Linked DNA regions of Mus musculus: all the other regions are linked to region 1. Evidence: chromatin loops called from intact Hi-C (ENCODE). Cell type or tissue: left cerebral cortex. All regions are shown on one strand. Region 1 holds the start of Gm40084 (a long non-coding RNA gene). Region 2 overlaps Etv3l (ets variant 3-like). Region 3 has its middle 20 kb from the start of Fcrls. Region 4 overlaps Gm40085 (predicted gene, 40085).

Evidence for each region. A loop is a pair of places that touch in the nucleus more often than their neighbours do. Peaks named below come from ENCODE experiments on the same cell type or tissue, not always from the same donor. Only the 100,000 strongest peaks of a DNase experiment are listed, where the experiment ranks them.
Region 2: it touches region 1 in a loop (7-fold over the local background); 20 of 42 quality-filtered maps call a loop at or near these places.
Region 3: a loop joins it to region 1, with 2.7 times the contacts of the local background. A loop is called at or near these places in 23 of 42 quality-filtered maps.
Region 4: a loop joins it to region 1, with 3 times the contacts of the local background. A loop is called at or near these places in 35 of 42 quality-filtered maps.

What each region holds. Positions count from the first base shown.
Region 1 is chr3:87,409,247-87,414,246 of GRCm38, reverse strand. It overlaps Gm40084 (a long non-coding RNA gene), which reads right to left and starts at 2,837. Exons shown (of 3, transcript XR_867411.1): 1 at 2,687-2,837; 2 at 2,397-2,468. In left cerebral cortex, a CTCF peak has its summit at 2,904 (motif pointing left); a DNase peak (open chromatin) is centred at 2,837.
Region 2 is chr3:87,559,974-87,564,973 of GRCm38, reverse strand. It overlaps Etv3l (ets variant 3-like), which reads right to left. Exons shown (of 6, transcript NM_001370856.1): 6 at 3,869-4,878. The coding sequence ends at 4,412. Among named protein-coding and RNA genes, the nearest start is that of Etv3l, 12 kb to the right of the region's middle. In left cerebral cortex, CTCF peaks have their summits at 2,392 (motif pointing right) and 4,610 (motif pointing right); a DNase peak (open chromatin) is centred at 2,401.
Region 3 is chr3:87,240,934-87,245,933 of GRCm38, reverse strand. No RefSeq gene overlaps it. Among named protein-coding and RNA genes, the nearest start is that of Fcrls, 20 kb to the left of the region's middle. In left cerebral cortex, CTCF peaks have their summits at 1,132 (motif pointing left) and 2,100 (motif pointing left); DNase peaks (open chromatin) are centred at 503 and 2,101.
Region 4 is chr3:87,496,944-87,501,943 of GRCm38, reverse strand. All of the region lies in intron 1 of Gm40085 (predicted gene, 40085), which reads left to right. It also overlaps a transcript of Fcrl5 not described here. Among named protein-coding and RNA genes, the nearest start is that of Gm40085, 13 kb to the left of the region's middle. In left cerebral cortex, a CTCF peak has its summit at 2,625 (motif pointing right); DNase peaks (open chromatin) are centred at 673, 1,038, 1,684 and 2,637.

The sequences.
Region 1 (5,000 bases):
TCTTGCCCATAGGGTGGGTCTTGATTTAGGGCAGTCATTGGCTGGCCATTCCCTCAGTCTCTGCTCCATCTTTGTCCATGCACATCTTTTAGGCAGGACACATTTTGAGCCAAAGGTTTTGTGGGCAGGCTGCTGTCCTTCTCCCTCCACTGGGAGTTCTGCCTGGCCATAGGACATGGCCACTTCAGGATTCCATATCCTCAACTGCTAGGAGTCTCAGCTAGCATCGTCCCCACAAGCCACCTGGGACTTCCCCCATCCCAGATCTCTGGCATGTCCTAGAGATTGCCTCCCCCCCCCCCTGCCCCACCTTGCCAATTTCCCTTCTCTCTCCCCTAATCCTCACCTCCTGCCCAGCCCCCCCCCCTCAGTTCCCTCCCTCCATCCATGTCAGATACCTATTTTATTTCCCTTTCTGGGAAAGATTCAGAAAACATCTATTTTTAAAGATTTAAAACTACTTACCATGAGTTTATATTGGTTTTTACAATGCAAAGTTAGATTTGAAGAATAACTTTTAATTTTGTTTTAGTCTCCTCTCTTCATTATTAAACCCTTTTCCCCCTCAAATGACATTTGCTATATTTACGTTTTGCTTTCGGGAGCTCAGGCTACAGCCTGCATCTCTAGCTGGTAATTTGGGGAAGTGCTACATATTTTTAAGAGATTTTGTTGTTGGGCAGGAGAGACAGCTTGGCAGTTAAGAGCATGGATTGCTCTTGCAAAGGACCCACATTTGGTTCCAAGTAACCCCTACTGGGAGGCTCTCCACCACCTGTAACTTTAGTTCCAAGGGAGCTGTTACTCTTTCTGGGGTCACTCACAAGTGGGCACCCCACCCCCACATAATTAAAAATAAAAAAAATACAAATCCTAAAACAAAAACAAAATAAAACTTTCTCTGAGAACCATTTGAGGTGGGTTCTTTTATCTGTAATGGAATTGTCATGGTGTAAACTGTACAAACAGGTGTGTGGGGACAATTCAATGTCTGTGCAGCCACCCACAATTACACCAGATGGTGTAGACGGCTCTCCAGGGAAAGAATAACAAATATTACACAGAGATAACCCAACTGTGATGGGTATACTTGGTAGTCAACTTGACTATATGTGGGACTAACTAAAAATGCAAGTCACTGGGCACAAGTGTGTGTGTGTGTGTGTGTGTGTGTGTGTGTGTGTGTGTGTGTTTAGTTAATTAGATCATTTGAGGTAGAAAAGACTAACTTATAATCCAGTTCACTTAAGGTCAGAAGACCAACTTTAATCTCTTCATGCATTCTTGTGGCCCACCCTGTCGTCCCCACAGACACTGAAGAAGAGGGGCATAGGTCTGGGTGGTCCCACCCTGTCGTCCCCACAGACACTGAAGAAGAGGGGCATAGGTCTGGGTGGTCCCACCCTGTCGTCCCCACAGACACTGAAGAAGAGGGGCATAGGTCTGGGTGGTCCCACCCTGTCGTCCCCACAGACACTGAAGAAGAGGGGCATAGGTCTGGGTGGTCCCACCCTGTCGTCCCCACAGACACTGAAGAAGAGGGGCATAGGTCTGGGTGGTCCCACCCTGTCGTCCCCACAGACACTGAAGAAGAGGGGCATAGGTCTGGGTGGTCCTGAGCTGGAGGCAGATGAAAGGCCAGAGGGGCCAGAGGGTTGGGGAGAAAAGCTGCCGAGGACTCCGGAAGGTGACAGAGGCCTGGCCTTGCTCCTGCCTCTGGGTTTATGCAAGAGGTCTCCCCTGTTCCCTCTTCAAATCCCTCTGACCCCAAACACACTTCTGTCCAATACAGAATTTGAGGCTGAAACTCATATAGTAGTCATAAAGAGCCAGGAGGGAGAGCCACCTGTGTGGAAACTGGTCTTGTCCTGGGTGCCTAGGGAATCAGTCCCTGAGGAGGAATGGGTTTTATGATCCGGGCTTTGAAGAATACGTAAGAGTTCACCAAACAAGTCTTCCTGCCACCATTTCTCAGATGATCTGTCGCCCCATGCTCCATAGAGAGGCCTTTGCCCTGAACCAGGCTATGGGCCAGCAATGAAGCCTATCCAACACCCCCAAGCCTTGGGTACAGACCTGAGTGGAGAGTGACCCTCTCTCTCTCTCATTCTCCTACCTCTCTGTCTGCAGAGTGGCCCCTGTGATGTCCCACTCAGAGCTGCCATACCAGGTCCCACCTGCTCCTTGGCTGCAGGCTAGGAAAACCCTGTTCACCCAGAGCTGCCTGCCCCCTTTCACCCCACCCTCACTCACCCAGTGAGCACTAGTCAGGGTGAGAGGATCTTGGGCTCTGGTCTCTCTCTTGGTGACTTGGCCACCCCTCTCTCCTTGGTTCCCTCTCCCAGGCCTGAAGCACCCCATCCACCCAAGCCACTTGGCCAGCAAGACACTCCTACCTCTGTACCTGGCAGCTGGTAGGTGAAGGCTAGAACTGCTTGCTGGCCTGATGCTTGAGGGAAGCTGTGCACCTTTGTGAGAAGGGAGGGAGGATGAAGAGGAAATGGAAGGGGAGGGAGGGAGGAAAAAAGAGGAATAGGGGGAAAGCAAGGGAGGGGAAGAAGAAAAAGGAAAAGAAGAGGCAGGTTGTCACACTCTGACCCCACTTTTCCCTTCATGCTGTGCCCCCACCCCCAGCAGAGGAACCTGCGCAGCTGGATGCAGAGAATAGGCACAGGCACTCTGATACCTGTTCTGGGTATCTTAGCTTCCAGCAGCAGAGGCTCCGTAGTGCGCTCGCCCCATCGAACTTGCCTGCTCCTTGGGGTCCCTCACCCCAATTCTGACAAGAGCCCTGTTCAGTTAGCCTCGGTCAGCAGATGGCAGCTCTGGAGCTGCATCTCTGCACCTCCTGCAGCCCAGGTCCTGGTCCTGGTCCCTGCCCTCCCAAGGTGAGTTGGGCGCCCCCTGGCGGCCGCGAGGGAGACTCACCTGGACTGAGCTGTGGGCGAGGCTATGAGACTTAGAGGGGACCCTAGTTAGTACCCCATGGCCAGCAAGCTTTTTTTGCGTTGTGGGTCTCTTTCTCCCACTTCTTGCCTCCCCTCCACTTTGTCTCCTGCAGCATCAGGAGCCTGTGTGTGTGGAGGAATCGCCCAGTTTAGTGGCCTCCCCTCTGATACCGCTCCCCCCCCCCGCCCCGTAACCAATCCCCGCCCTTACAACTATCCCGCTCCCCCACACATACACACAGGCACTCACAAAGTAAAAGAGTAGATAATAAGTAAATGAGGAGAGAGAGGAAGGAGGTTCGGTGTTAAGAGAGCATTATGATCTGAGTGCAACCTCCTAGCACCACATAAAGAGCCAGACATGGAACTGGGTGGAGGCAGGATCCCTGGAACTTAGTAGCCCAGCTTCAGGTGGTAGACCCCATCTGAAGGGAATAAGACAGAGTGTGGCAAAGAAAGACACCCAATTCCCTTTCTCTGGTCTCAGAGCTGAGTCAGCACTACAGATAGGGCGGCGGGGGGAGGTGGGGGAGTAAAAATAATAAAAAAGGAAGAAAGGCAGTCGAATGTTGGGAAGCTCTGGAGTTGCCCCCTCCTTCAAGTGTGTCCTGGGATGACAAGACACCTCAGAGGGTAAGATGATGGTTATGCGATCATGGGACTGAATTCAGACGCTCTGTGCTCTAGTAACAAACTGCTCTGTAAGGGACAGGGACTGGAGGATGACTGAGGCTTGCTGACTGATAGTCTGGCCTGGAAAACTCAGCCTTGGCTTCACAGAGAGACCCTGCCTCTTATGGCTTCTACACAGGGTCAGGCACACACACACACACACACACACACACACACACACACACACACGCACACGCACACGCACACGCACATGCACACGCACACGCACACACACACACACACACACACACACACACACACACACACACATCTATATGAGTAATACACCCATGTGCATGACTCTTAGTTTTTAAAAGCAGGGGAGGGCTCCCCTGGACAGGAGAGATGGCTCAACAGATAAAGGTACTAGTTCAGTTTCCAGAGGAAACACGCAGGGAGGAAGGAGAAAACCCAACTGATGCTACAAGTTCACCTCTGACCTCCACAAGGGCATTGTTATTTCTCCTTTCCCCAGTACACAAGTAAATGTAAAAACAAGTTTTAAAAAATGAGTTCTTAGGTTCAGCTTTCCCTTTCTATCCAATTCCGGTAGTTCACTGGCAACACTGTGTCCTGGAGCAGTGGGGCAGGAAGGTTGCTCTGGCCTTGAGGCATGAGTGGCACCTGCTGGGGCTTTGGAATGCCCAGTGACTCTCTGCATGCACTGCCCCCCACCCCCGGGCCCCAGGCTGTGCACCTGGGACACTGCTAGGGTAGGAGGGAGGGGGTTGGCTGTGGGTCCATTTTTAGTGGAGGCCATTCGGGTCCAGAGACCAAGAAACTAAGAATCAATGAGCACCGGCTGTGTGTGCAGGAGGCAGAAGCTGGGTTGTAAAGCTGAAAGGGACTCTAAAAAGATTCTCAGGACTTCCATAGCCCAGACTGGTTCAGACCAGTCCAGACTAGAGAAGACCTTGCCACTCTGCGGTGCCATGTTTAGTCATCCAGAGGAGCTGTAGAATTCCTAAGAAAAGTGTGCAGCCACTGTATCAGAAATGTAAGAGTCACCCTTAGCTTCCATCTCCTTCAGTTCTTCACCAAACCTACACTCTCACTTTTAGCCCTAACTCAACTTCATCCTTTCCCCAGCTTGTCCATTGTCAAGGTCCTGGTCATATCCTAATCTGTGCCCTTGCCTTTGGGAGCATTTCAACCCAGTTTGGACCTGCTTGGACTAGTTTATTACAGTTTGGATGGGCTTTATCCAGTTTAATAGGATGTAGACAGGTTTAGACAGGCTTGGACTAGTTTGGACTAGCTTGATCCTGTTTAAGAGCCTGCCTGCCAAACCCAGACACTATTGTGATGCCAACAAGAGCTTGCTGACAGGAGCCTGATACAGCTGTCACCTGAGGGGCTCTGCCAGTGTCTGACAAATAC
Region 2 (5,000 bases), 150 kb before region 1:
ACTGGGCCTGGTATGGGATTTTAATTTCTCAAAGTCCACCACAGTGACATACTTCCTCTGACAAGTACACACCTATTCCAATAGGGCCACACCTCCTAACTGCCCCCCTCCTAAGCAATTCATCAGCTGGGGACTAAGCATGCAGATGTATGAGCCTATGGGGAGGGGGGTACTTTCATCCCAACCACCACAGTCAGGCTCATAGCGAGTGGTGCATAAATGTAGTTTTAAACAACATATCCCTTTCTGGAAGTCAGATGAGTGATATGTGCCTGAAGCCATTACAGTGTCATGATTTTTCACCCAGTAATTTTATTCTGTCCCTATCCTTATGACAGCAGTGCATATATAAGCACAGTAGAAATGTATGGCATTTCATGGAATGGTGGCACACATGTGTAATCCCGGCCCTTGTGCAGCAGAAACTGGTGGAATGCTACAAGTTTGAGACTAGCATAGTTCACATTACAAGCTCCTGGCCAGCCTGGGCTACATAGTGAGACTATCTCAATGAATAAAGAAAATCCAAAACCAAGCAAGCAACCAACCAAAGAAACAAATCACAATAAACATTTAATAAATGCCTATTGGATTGTATTTACTGGTCTATATGTGTGTGCATATATACAGATGTTCATATATACGTATATACATGCATATATAGCCATATAAGCGTATGTGTACCTGAAAGATTCATATGACCCAGTGAGATCAATGTGATACCATGACTCAGATGTTTGTGGTGAATCGGTGTAGATAAACGCACTATGTGTGCCAATTGCTGCAAAGTTGCTCATGTGAAGTATAGCAGTACAATGGTATGCAATGCCTACGTTTTGAAAATGATTATAACCAAGGTGTTGCTCTCTGGTAGGCACTCTTCTAAAAATTTTAGCTCATATCCCTACTTGCAACAAAGTACCAGCAGTATACAGCATGGTTAGCAGCCTTGTGCACCATGTGTTTGCTTGATAGCATCCTGCTGCCATTCACCATGATTGATCTCTGCCATCTGCTTTCCTGCAAGTTCATTCAATGACATTTCTACATGGACAGAACCACCTAACAGCATAGAGTGCATCTGACAGAAGGAGACACATGAAGATTCCTTAAGAAATGAAAGGAAGAGGGTAGGGATTATCCACACTGCCACCAACTCAGGGGAGTGAACACCTGCTATTGTGTCTAAGCATCTGTGGTGGTTTATCTAGGAGTGGCCCCTAAAGGCTCATATGTTTGAATGCTTGGCCCGTAAGAAATGGCACTATTAGGAGGTGTGGCCTTGTTGGAGTGGGTGTGGCCTTGTTAGAGGAAGTGTGTCACTATGGAGGCGGGCTTTGAGGTCTCATATCCTAAAGTTAGGCCTAGTATGGCAGTGTCCTGCTGCCTACGATCAAGATGTAGAACTCTGGGCTCCTTCTCCAGCACCATGTCCGCCTGCACTCTGCCATGTTTCCTGCCATGACAGTAATGGACTAAACGTCTGAAAAACCAGCCCCAGTTAAATGTTTTCCTTTATAAGAGTTGCCAAACTCATGGTTTCTCTGCACAGCAACAGAAACTCTGACTAAGACAGCCTCCAAACTTCTTCTATGTGCTTAGCTGAGTGTTCTAGTGCCTAGACTCCCTCCACTTCGCAAGCCCCTGGAGCACTGTCCTACCAACACCAGATTTATGCAGCACTATACTGATGCCTATGAGACCATCAGAGGCAAGCACCAAACTGCCCAAGTGTTCTTGGGAAGGAAAGTGCTTCCTCAGAGGGCCTCATGAAAAGCCTTCACAGGAGTCGCTTCTGAAAAGCCCCTCTGCACGCATAGCAAACTCTCACACTAATGGGTTTTAAACTCTCCAGCCGAGTGATGGTGGTGACTAATGACTAAGAAATTTGTATTCCAAATCTTGTTCTTCGTCCCTGTGATTCGAAACAAGCCCCTTTCTCTGGGATCTCAGAGGTCTCTTCCGGCAGCCCAGGAGTTAGACTCTCTAATTTCTGAAGACCTGCTGAATCTCCCAGGGTTTCTAGTGCTACAGAGGAGAGTGGTTGCTGAGCACGCTTTGCAGTCCTACTCCTGAGAAATACTGAGTGCTCACTGTGCCTTTCCCCACATGAGGGTGCCAACGTATGTGGCAGCTGAGGTTGGTGACTGGCATGGTTATATAAAAAACTGACAACCTCCACTGCCTGCGTTGTTGTGTCAGGCGAGTTGGTCTTTTGATAGATTGACAACCATATTTAAGGGAGCTTGATGAGGAAGAGCTCTGCATCTGCATCCCTGGATTTTGCCGTTCACTCCCTCATCTCAGAGGTTCTGAGTCCTTCACTCTTATACCAACATAGAGCTGGCCTTACTTTGTACCCTAGTCCTGAGCGTTGAGCGCAGAGTACCAACTCTAGCCACTAGAGGGCACTCTTGCAACGTGAAAGCCAACAGCTCTCCAGGAAGCTACTTACATCTTTGACAGAACATAGGGTTTTCCTGAATTTAGAGGCAGTCAACCCTCAACCCTGGGCAGTTTCTCCCGTTTCACACCTGTCTGGAGGCATTTTGGGTTATTGCAGTTGGATGAACGAAGGTGCTGGTGGTACTATCTTCTGGATATGGAGCCCAAGTTCTGATGAGTATTCAGGACTGTACAGGTAGGCAGCTCTCACTAACAATGGAGTACTTAGTGAAAAACAAAACAAAACAAAAAAATGCCTATTGTGGCAGGATCTCTTTACTGAGATCTGTGACCTACACACAAGGTTCCACCTGGAAGCAAGTCCTTACAGTGGGCTTTAGCCTTCAGAGGAGTCTTAGAATGTATACCTCAAAGCGTTTTTTCATCACCTGAAATACAGGGACCACAATCACCACACACTACTGAGGAGGAGGTGGGGCCAGGTAGAGAACACATCCTTTCTTTCTTTTTTTTTTATGGAGAAACCCCTGTCCTTAGGGCTAGCCACTCTGAACCGGACACAAGCCCAGCGAGTGCCCCGTCCACTTCCTGGTGCACACAGGCAACACTGCTTTATCTCCTAAGCTTATCTCCTAAGCTGGGCGGGGTAACAGGAAAACTGTACTGGGGATGGGCTGAGGGAGGGAGACAGAGACCCTTTCTCCTGCCCTAGGCCCAGCTTGGGAATCACCTTGGCCTTCCTGTAGACGAGGGCTATGTCACACCCTGTGCAGTTCTCACCCATTCTAGCTGACTGACAACGTATGGTCAGAAGACCAAGTGAGGCTGAAGGAAGTAAATGTGAGAGCGGCTCCAAGAGGAACTTGGAATGGGCAGTAGAGCCCTTGGGCCTTTCCAGCTCATGAGCTGTTCCTCAAAAAGAGACAGATCCAGGTCAGGTAATTGATAGCCTAGAGGCAGGAGAGCGGGTGGCTCGGTGGCTTTGGCTTGTGTGGCATCTCTTCCTCGTTGATTCATCTGTCGTCAAGTAGAGATGCTTTCTTGTGTGTTCTCTATGCTCTCTGGCACCAGGAGCTTCAAGTCAGCCCTGCTGCTCGTTCTCAGGAGCCCACAGGCAGAAGCAGAGGGTATTTAGCACCAGTGTCCTTTCCTTTCCCACTTGGACCATTAGAACCTTGCCCAGAGGTCCTCTACAGGAGCCTTAAGGTCTTTGGCAAAGACCCCCCACTCTTTCTGCTGTTCTGTCTTTGGGACCGGCTTCCCTCATTGCTTGGCTCACTCTCAGGCATGATGGTAGAAGAGAGGAGCTTGGCTGGATGCTTCCAGTCTAAGCCTCAGGCCCTCCTCTCAAACCCAGCAGGACTCCTGCGTTGCATTTAGCACCACCACCGATGGGCACAGAGAAGGAACGCAGCCAAACTAGGATGCACGGGAGAAAGATTGTTGGTCCAAGGACATTTTTATTCACAGTTGGCAGTGGAGTGTTACAGAGATGAGAGAACCACCCCTCCCTCTCTGTGCCCCTGCCTGCATCTTGGGGTCATGGAGATAGAAGCACAGAACCTTCCTTCATAGAAGCAAGACCCTCCCTGGAACAGAGGTTCCTAGTGGCTGTGCAGTCAAGGGGAGGGCAGAGAAGTATGGGAAGGGCTGTGAGAGGTCCTGGGAAACCTTAGCCAGGATGGGGAAGTGAACCCAGAGGAAGAAAGAGATCCTAAGACTTAAGCCAAACAAACGCTGGTCTGCCCCAGCCCAGCCCCTTCATCCCCTCCTGTGAGTAGGCAGGGGGCAGTTTTAATGATAGAAACTCCTAATCTCATTTCTCTCCAAAAAAAGTTAATTAATAATGTCTCCTTAGTCAGATAGCAATTTGGTATAGGGGAGGGGTGCCATCTCCATTTCCCCATGCCCACATTTGCCCTTGGTTCAACTTCACCCTTCAGAGCCTCCAGTGGGGGAACAGGAGACAGGGGGAAGAGCCACCCCTTCACTTCTTTCTCTCCAATTAAGGAGGATCAGAAGGCCACATGACTCTCATGTTCTCTGGATTGGGGGACATGGAGATTCCTTTCCCAAGTTTGAGTCCCTGAGTCCCTGAGGAGAGTCCCTCATTGGAATCCAGATGCCTGCTTGGCCCTGGGCCAGGATTTACCACCAATTCCTCGGGCCTGAGAAACTGGCACCAAAGCCCCTGGCCAGTGTTCTGTCTCAGCCTGGCCAGAAGGTGGAGCCCTGGAAAATGCCAGGTACCTGGCATACACATGGGGCCTGAGAGCCGAGGACCAGGCTTTGAGGACCCCGAAAGTGACTGCTCTGAGGGAAGAGGAGGCAAGATGGGCCCCAAGAGGTGGGTCCAGTTACAGCAGAGGCAGGGCACAGAAGCAAGGGGAGCAGGGCTGGGCAGGCCACCTTGGAGGTTCCGGAGACAGCAGCAAGGCCTCTGCCAGCCTGGGCCCAGGACAGAGCCAAAACCTAGAGACACAGAGAGAAGTGGTCAAGAGGGCCCCTCCCCGAGATGCTCCGCTGCCTCCTTCCCTCATAGACCCTCATAGACCATAGGGAGTGGGCACTATTAGGAAGTAAGGCCTTGTTGG
Region 3 (5,000 bases), 170 kb after region 1:
CTCCAAAAGGCATCATGAAAAACCACAGGGTTGCTGGTGGAGTTGGAAGTCTGTGGAACCCCCTGTAATGGGCTTCTGAGTCACCAGGCAGATCTAAGGGTGTTATCATCACCATGTCTACTAGCCTACAATACCACCACCAATAACATCAGCGGAAAGCTGATCCTCTGCAGATGCCAGAAATCAAGGACCAGAGAGACGGAGTGACCACCTCAGACTCACAGTAGTGAACGAGAATAAAAACAGCATTGCTCCATAAAGTCCGTGCTTCTCTTCATCATTGAGAACAGTAGAAGCTTTATGAGAACACGATGACTGCCATCTTCTAATGAGACAGTACGCAGAATGCCTTAATTGCATTGAATTATTTAGTTAGCTTTTAGAATAACCCCAAGTCAGTGCCTTTTTTTTTTTTTTTTTTTTTGGCTTCTTTCAGTTAGAAACAACACAGCCTGGAGAGATTAAGTAAATTATGTAGGAGCACACAGGAATTGGCAGACCTACAACTCTAATTCAAGGTACTTCACACCACATCTTTTCTTTTTCAAATTGAGAAAAGAATTTCATATAATATACTTTGAGCATGTTTTCCTCTCTCCCAGATCTTATACCCAGATCTTATACCCACCTACTCCCCAACTTTATGATCTCTCTTTATTCTCTCTCTGTCTCTCTCAAACAATAAAAAAATAAGAAACACACACATGTGTGTGCGCGCACACACATAACCTGAAACACACACACAAAATGGAAATCAAACTAAACAATCAAAAGACTGATGTGACAAAAAATATCCAAACAGGAATTGGAGAGATGGCCCAGCGATTAAGAGCACTGGCTCCTCTTCCAGAAGTCCTGAGTTAAATTCTCAGCAATCACCGAGCAGTGGTGGCACACACCTTTAATCCCAGCACTTGGGAGACAGAGGCAGGTGGATTTCTGAGTTTGAGGCCAGCCTGGTCTACAGAGTGAGTTCCAGGACAGCCAGGGCTATACAGAGAAACCCTGTCTCGAAAAACAAAAGTAAGTAAGTAAGTAAATAAATAAATAAATAAATAAATAAATAAATAAATAAATCTCAGCAACCACATTGACCATCTACAATGTGATCTGATGCCCTCTTCTGGCAAGCAGGTATATATGCAGACAGAGCACTCATATACATGAAATAAATAAATATTTTTTTTAATCCAAACAAATCAAATGAGACAGGAAAAAAAATTACAAAACACCATTGAGTTCATGTTGTGTCAGCCAGCTACTCCTGGGCGGGGCCTACTCTAATTTGTGGTCAATTATCCAGTGAGACTCCATTGCAGTCTAATTTTTCCTTTTCCAGAGATCAATTGCAGATAGTTTCTTAGTTAAGGCTAGGAGTCTATATCTACTTCTCCCTCCCAGTCCAGTTGTTTCTGGAAGACACTATTTCCTTGCGGTCAGCCATCACCTCTGGCTCTTATAAATGTACTACCTCCTTTTCTGCATAGATCCCTGAGTCCTGAGGGAAGGGTTTTATGAAGACGGCACACTTAGGACAGGGTGCTCCTAAGTCTCTCACTGCACAAATTTCCCATTCGAGACTCCATATGTTAGTTCCTATCTACTGCAAAAGCTGCTTCTCTGTATAGTCTAGCAGAATGTCATTAGAAGTCATTTTGTGGCTATGTTCCTTTTGCAGAATAACAGTGTTAGAATTTCTCCCTAGTCCCAGATCTTGTCTCCCTACCTAGTCTCAGATCTTGGCCCCCTTAGCAGTGCCAGTTATTTCTTCAATGTCTTAAAGGTTTTATTACCATGGTTAGAGTCATCCGAGATATATATGTTTAGGCTACTGTACAGCATACCTTATTAATCATCACAGAGCACTGCCTCTTCATCTGCCTCTCCTGGGAGAATGCTGACATGTGTGCAGTTCTCCTTATGTATTTGTGGATTCAACAGTGTGTAGCCACACAAGATCCCAGGTCTATCAGTTTGGTCTAATATCAGGGAGTGACTCTGAATAAAGTACCCCATGTGTCTCGTCTAGCTGAGAGGACAGGTCAGTGTGGCTTGCTTTTAAAAGGCTGGTAGGAGCAGTCTGTTAGGAAAGAGTGCCCTCTTCTGACATAGTCGGGGTTCTGCAGTCTCAAGCCCTCTTAGTCTCTTAGAAACCACAGGAACTGCAGGCTTGCAAAGAGGCCAGCCAGCTCTGGCACCAGCCCTTAGATCAGAGGTTCTGGGGCTCACAACCCTTTTTGGGGGTCAAACAACCTTTTCACAGGGGTCACATACCATATCAGATATTTACATTATGATTCATAACAGTAGCAAATTTACAGTCATGAAGTACCAACAAAAATAACTTTATGTTGGGGTCACCAGCATCAGGAAGGGAAGGTTGAGAAGCACTGTCAGAGATACTGCTCTACTTTTGTCACATCTAGCCTAAGTTTGAGGCCAAATCAGATGTCGGGTTGTGGTTATGATTATAGCATCTTTTTCTTTGATCATTCCTCTGCTCAAGTGTCCTCTCAATCATCCTCTGCTTTATCCCCCTGGACTCCTTCGGCCCAGGACTTGTGTGGAGAGGCCAACATTTCCCATCATCCTTTGCTTCCTGACAGTTGACTTCTCTGACCCTTTTTCTCTCACCCTGCTTCCATCTATAGCTCCTCTCTGTTCTTGTTTACTGTTGCCATAGATGCCGTGGTTCTGTCTGTCACAGGGATAGCCTCCACCTGAATTGCTTCCCAGGATTCCCCCAATGTTGACCTATCAGACCAGAGGTGCTACCAATGGGAAGCAGTAACAGGGGAAATATTGACAAAGATGGGCAAGCGCCTCTCCAACAGCCATGGTCCAGATGTAGCCTGCCTGCTCCCTTACCTGTGGGCATGAGCAGGTGAGGGCAGACTAGACTGCAAACCCCTGAAAGGAATGGATACTGTGGTCTCTAACACCTAATCCTGACCATTTACAATGGCTCCATGGTGCAGGAACTATATGGACACCTGGAAGAGAGAGAGAGAGAGAGTCGGAGAAAGAGTCTTGAATTAGAAACCCTACTCTATGCTCGTTTCTGAGTGGCTCAACAAGTCTAAGCCACCTTCCCTATAAGAGCAAATGATAACTTTATGATGGATTAAGCCTTCTGAATTTCATAGTCAGACTTTATAGAGTCAATAAATATCTGGCAAGCTGCTTCTAACCTGGTGTCCTATAGTTTTGTAACAAATACCTATAAAATCCCAGGAAAAGATAAATCTAATAATGATACTAAACACTAAAATTGAAGACTCAGAAACCTACCAACAGAAGATGTGATTTGAATCTGAGGTGTCCTGCACAGCTCTTTGGTTCGTGGCACTGTCTGGAGAGACTGTGGAACCTTTAGGTGTGAGATGTCTGATGGAAGTCCTTCACTGGGCCTGAGACTTGGAACATGGTAGCCTAGCCTCGGTTCTCATCCCCACTCCGTGCTCCCCCCTCTGTGCTCCACATTGGTATACGAACATGCTCGTCACCATGCTGTGCTCTCACCTACACACTGAGCAGCGCTGCCAAGTCCTCCTAACTGTGGTGACCTGTAACCTTCTGGGACCATGAACCTAGATAAAATCTTCCTTCATTGTTTCTAGCAAGTGTTTTAGTCACCATGATGCAAAGGTAACTAACTAATGTAGAGGGTAAGATGAATCTCCTAAAACTTTAAGGTCTTTAGAATTGAAGAACAATAGGACAACTTGGCTGTTAGAAAAATCAGAGCAGACATATGTGAAAGTAAGCAGAAAAAGTCACTTTCTTACACTACAAGATTCTCCCAACTCTCCAGTCTAGTGCAGAAGTGCAGAAGACAAACTCAGTCCTGGGATCGCACTTCCACAGGGTGGAGAAATCTTGAAGAAATAAGAATGGCATCCTCCCACAATTCAAAGTATCAGCCTGAAGGCTGACCTCCGATCTCCCCAGCCTTAGTTTTCAGTGATAAATCAAGAGTAGCATAAGAGTTGACAGTCATCCTGATGGTTGGTCTTGACTGTCAATTTGACAAGTTCTAGAAACAAGAGTCTGGGCATACCTGTAAAGGATTACCTATGCTTAGTTAACTGTGATGCAAAGGCCCACCCTAAATGTGGGCGGCACCATTCTGAAGGCTGGGAAGGCAGGATCCATAAAAAAGAGAGAGAGAGCTAAGCAAACAGGAACATCCATCTTCCTGTGCTTGAATGTAATGGCGCTCACCGAGCCTCTCACCCTGACTGCTGCGATGGAATGTGTCCCCTCAAACTGTGAGTTTAGGTCAGGTGTTTTGTCTCAGCAGTGAGAGAAGTAACGGATACAGGCACTTGTCCCCAAGACTGTGTGCCTAGTCTGACTGTTCCCCTGTGCAATCAAGTTTCAGAAATGAAAGGGATCAAGCACAGGCTCTCTATGTACAGCCTCATCTTGGAACAAATTACTCCAAGCTATGTTCCAGCCAATAGAGAGAAAAGGCAAAATTAAAAATCTTTCTTTCTTTAAACTGTACTCAAAACCAGAAGAAGCAATTGAACACTGTCGTATTAAATAGCCTTGCTAGCCTGAGGTCAAAAGCCTACTTGGTATTTCTCAAGACTGTCTTATTTCATATTTCTTTTGTTTTCTGCTCCCCCTTCCACTGCCCTTCAAAGACCAAGAAACATTGTTTATAAATAATGTTTTTTCCCAAGTTGATGAAAACCCAGATAAAACATGACCTACTCCACTTCTGATGCGAATAGCAAGTCCAGTCAGGCCAATGTACTGCAGCGATTGTTTACCTAAAGATTCTTACTCCCGCCTGTCTTCCTTTGTCAATCCAAAACCATAGGATCTCCATAACACAGGGCAACCACAGGATATCCGAGAGGCAACCCAGTGAGGATCCAGTATGGATAGAGTAGCAGAAGCCAGAGGCCTAGTACCAGTCCTTGCAGTGAACATTTGCAAGCAAAGAAGTGTAGACAAAAGGGTGTACTGTGGGACACACTGGGACACAC
Region 4 (5,000 bases), 88 kb before region 1:
AAAAGTAGTAAATGCGGGACTTTTCACAGAAAGCCAGGAAAAGCTTCATCTTCAGCTGTGTAAGGTCACAGTGAGGGAGGGGGCTTTCTGGGAAACGGAATCTGTACACAGATCAGCCTTCTGATGCTTTGATGGCCTCCTCCTGGAGGTGTGAGAAAGAGGTCTTCCGTTCCCAGGGTTACCCCTCATCTTTTATGAATCAGGGATGACTGGGGGAGGTAGGTTGATCTAGGAAAGGAGCTGATACAAAATTACCCTTCAAAATGAGCTCAGTTAGGAGAGGAAGCCTGAGTTGGCGGGGGTCTGTGATCAGGTCTGGAAGTGGGAGAGCAATTAGGAGAGTTACCAGAGGCTGTCTGTGTAAAGGGAGTGGCTGTCTAGAGATGAGCTTCGGAGGGAGGGGGAGCGTGAAGTGAGAGAATGAGAAGCGGCCAACTACAGCACCGTGGTCTTGATAGGACGGCCTCCACCCCTAATCCTGTGCTTTTCTGCAGCTCCATGTCCCGTGTCTCCCCTGCCTTTATTGCCAGTATCAGATAGATGCTAAGTTTGGCTGCCAGCTTGGGAGGGAGCCTCCCACCTTTAAACCACATGCTAAGCAGTCATCCTATGTTGAAGCAATGTTGCTTTCCAGGACAAAGCAGCCCTTAGGCTTTGTCCTTGACAAATCTGAAGTTTAGCTGGGTGGGGCCTCTCTGTGTGGGCACACTTCCTTCTGCTTCAGTACAGGGCAGGATGCCTCTCCTGCACGGCACAGCGCGGAGCCCTTTAACAGTACAGCTTCATTTCTAGATCATACCTTGGGAGCCACATTAAGCTTGCTAGAGTTTTTCTCCTCATAACTACACATTTTGTACATGATGATCCTGCTTGCTCTTTTTCACTGTAGACCTGCCTAAGAGTTATTAATAATGCCCATTTCACGGATTCGACCTTATGTTGCTTGAGACTTTCTCTGCCAAAACTTGGTTCATGACTTGAAATTCAGCCTTCTGTGCATTCTCAGGGGTGCGGGCAGAAAACAGTCAGACTTTTTGCCAGCATATAGAAACTGTCTCTGGCACGATTGCTAATGTTGCTCGCCTCTTGTGAGCATGCCTCTACCATCTGCACGATCAGCACTGTTGTCTTCCAAGCTCCAGCTAGAGCGGCCGTTACGTTCTTTTTAGAGCATCTTACCACTTTTCTAGTCCAGTCCTCCCAAGCCTTCCACACTGCTCTAAAGGACATGGTCAAGTTCTTCACTTGTTTTTTTTTTATTTTGTCCGTACCCACTCTTTTGTACCAACGTCTGGATCAGACATTTTTCTGTTGCTGTGAGGAAAATGGCATGGCCAGTCAGCAGCCACTTAGGAACAACATGCCGATTCTGGCTTCTGGTTCCAAAGGCAGAGTCCACGGCAGGCTGAGGGGCCAGAACAGGAAGCGGGGATGATTGAATCCTCAACCTCAAACAGAAAGCTGAGGGTAAACTAGAAGCAGGCTACACTCTTAACGAAGCCTATCTCTAGGGGCGCGCTTTCTCCAGCAAGGTTCCATACCTTAGCGGTTCTATAACCTCTCCAAATGTGCTAGCATCTGGGGTCCAAGAGTTCAAATCCACATGCCTGTGGGAGACCTTCTCATTCAAACCGGGTCACTTCCGCTCTGAGGCGCACGCAGCTGCTGGGTGTGCTTCCTCTCTCAGTGCCGGAGGAATGGTTGTCTCACAAAAGCTGCCACTGGTTTTCAGGCTTGTGAGGGCTGAGGACTTGCTCTGAGGGCAGGACGGCCAGTTTTCTCTCACCAGGGCAGCTTCCTTTAGCTTATGAGAAGTCTGTTCACCCTGTCCACACCACAGCCATGCTGCTGGTCTGTGTTTACGTTGGCTGTTTCTCATGCGTTACCTGTCTTTCCTCCCCACTTTCCAGGTATTTTAACACTATTTTGGTGCATTTTAAAACGTTTCTTCTTTCTTTCTCTTCAGAAGTGTCTATTTTTCTTATTGTGGCTCTTCTCATTTAAAGGGTGGCGTAGAAACGTCTTCTAGTCTGCCATTCTCCTCGGGGGTTCTTGACTTGAGTTTGTCAGGAGCGTGCCACCAAATCTGTTACTAAATAATGTGAAATTTTGGAGGTTTGGATCTGAAGCACCGGGGACGAGATTGGAACCTGAGATTGTTCTTCTAAGAGATGGAGGGTATTGGGAGCATATTCCATGGCTCCACTGAAAACTGAGATGATTGGCCAGATCTACAGGGTACTGTGGGAGTCAGGCACATTCTATTCTTGGGAATCTGGAATAGGAAAGAGGGGCAAGAACAATATGAAGGGCAGCCGATAATCACGAGTGTTTGAACAAACTGTAGGAACTGTTATCTTCTCCTTTCAACTGTAAAATGTATATTTAGATAATTTTGTCTTTGGGGGCCAAAGAGCTGATAATTGTCCAAACAAAACAACAACTCCCCAAATCAGTTTTATGGTGGTTGGTAGAGGCCAGTCTCTTCCTGTGATACCGACTGGCTTCTTATAATCATAGCTCTGAATCTCATCACAACTCTAGACTGCACTCCCCACACCCCTAGTAAGGTTCCTTTTGGACCTCCAAGGAATGTTTGCCTTTTGGGCAATTCTGTGAGAAGCCACAAGGTGGCAATATTGCATGCCTGTGGCTCAGCACATCTGTTCCTGGAAGTGGAAGCAGCTTTTACAACCCGTTTACTTCATCTGCCCAGCAGATCTTCAGGGAAGCCTTCATTTGCCAGAATCATTGGTGGTCACAGATCTGTTTAGGATTATACAGTTTAGTAGTAGGAGTGGGAAATGGATTACTTTGTCTGGATCCCGAGTGGCTTTAGATTACACTCAGGGGACATAGATATTTGAGAACATGGGTAACGTGTGGGACAGCGAAGGAGAAAACATTGTGTTAGAAAGGTCTTTCACTATAATATTGTAACCCTAACCTCAGCCCCACCCTGCGGGACTACATGAGTAGTTCCTAATTCTTTCTTAAGGCCATTGAAAGGAAGTTAAAGAGTTTCTGGTAGGAATCATACTGTTAAAATTATTCTTGTGACTTCCACAATGGTGCTGTTGTGCCGGAGAGCAACGAACTCTCTTCGCATGTTTTCCCTTCTGCTTTAGGAGCAGATGGCCACTTCCTCCTATAAGATAGGGACAGGCTCTAAATCCATAGCTCCATATCTATGGATCAGAGCATCTCTTGAACCTCACCAGAGAAGTTTCACGGTGCAGTGACCAGTGCTTAGTGCAGAACCTCACAACTGAAGCGCAGGGATAAGTTGGGTGTTCAGCAACTGAGACGTCGTCCACTCCCACCCCCAAGGCTCCAGAGTCATTGTAGAAGAGAGAGCAGAAAGATCGTAAGAGCCATCAGTCAAGGAGGAGCAGAGGAAAGCAATGTCTTCTGAACACAGCGGGAGGGACTACTGCATACATGAACACATAGCAGCTATTGTGGCTACACGAGACCTGCACGAGACCAAGCCAGTGAACTATCCAGCACAGAGTAGGGAGGGGATCTTGAGCCTGCACTCCTAGCTGAGAGGTGAGAGCTGCTGGGGAGGGAGGGTCCGCTTTCTTTAAGGCATCCTGTGTGGACTCTGGTAGCATGACCAGGCCTCAGTGGACGGTCTCACATCCGTGAGTGTATAGGCAGTACAAACTGGACTCAGTGAGTGTAATAAAAGAGGAAATGGAGTTGGGGTGGTGGGGGAGGGGGTGTGGATCAGGAAAGAGGGGAATATAATGAAGATGCATTAAATCCATGTGCGAAATTCTAAAAAAAAATACATATTTTAAAAAATAGGGGCAGTTAGTTAGGGTCCATGGTATATAAAGAGTGTACCTTATAAGCCAGGTACCTTTAATCCCAGAACTTGGGTTTGAAGCCAGCCTTGTTTACATAGGGAGGTCCAGACCAGCCAGGGCTACACAGTGAGACAGTCTCAAAAATTAAAAGAAAATAACTACTCTCCACATTTAAACATTAGCATTTGCTGGCTGCCACGTGCCGGGGCCAGCTGGAACAGGCTAAGAGCTAGATCTATGTGGTCGCTTCCAAACTCTGTGTTCAGTTATAATGCTGATAGTTTGCAATCAGCTACGGTGGTGATATTTATAGCAGAGAAGCTGGAAAACACAAGAAACTGGGCCTTTTATCTTCTGAAGAGTCAACTGTTAAGCAGTTACTTCTGCCATGGGGCACCAAGAGGCTCGAACCTGAGAGAACTCAGCAAGAGGCTCGAACCTGAGAGAACTCAGCAAGAGGCTTGCACCTGAGAGAACTCAGCAAGAGGCTCGCACCTGAGAGAACTCAGCAAGAGGCTGGAACCTGAGAGAACTCAGCAAGAGGCTCGCACCTGAGAGAACTCAGCAAGAGGCTCGCACCTGAGAGAACTCAGCAAGAGGCTCGCACCTGAGAGAACTCAGCAAGAGGCTCGAACCTGAGAGAACTCAGCAAGAGGCTCGAACCTGAGAGAACTCAGCAAGAGGCTCGAACCTGAGAGAACTCAGCAAGAGGCTGGAACCTGAGAGAACTCAGCAAGAGGCTCGCACCTGAGAGAACTCAGCAAGAGGCTCGAACCTGAGAGAACTCAGCAAGAGGCTCACACCTGAGAGAACTCAGCAAGAGGCTCGAACCTGAGAGAACTCAGCAAGAGGCTCGAACCTGAGAGAACTCAGCAAGAGGCTGGAACCTGAGAGAACTCAGCAAGAGGCTGGAACCTGAGAGAACTCAGCAAGAGGCTCGCACCTGAGAGAACTCAGCAAGAGGCTTGCACCTGAGAGAAAGGTGTGAACAGAGCTGCACATTCATGGATTTACAATTCCTACCTCATCCTTTGGGTTATGATTAGAATTTTTTAAAAGTTATTGCTCTTATTTTGAGATTATAACATAATTACAACATTTCTTTCTTATTGTTCCTCCTTTCAAACAGTACCATATACTCCTCCTTCCAAATTCATGTCCTCTTTTCATTGCTATTACAAGCAC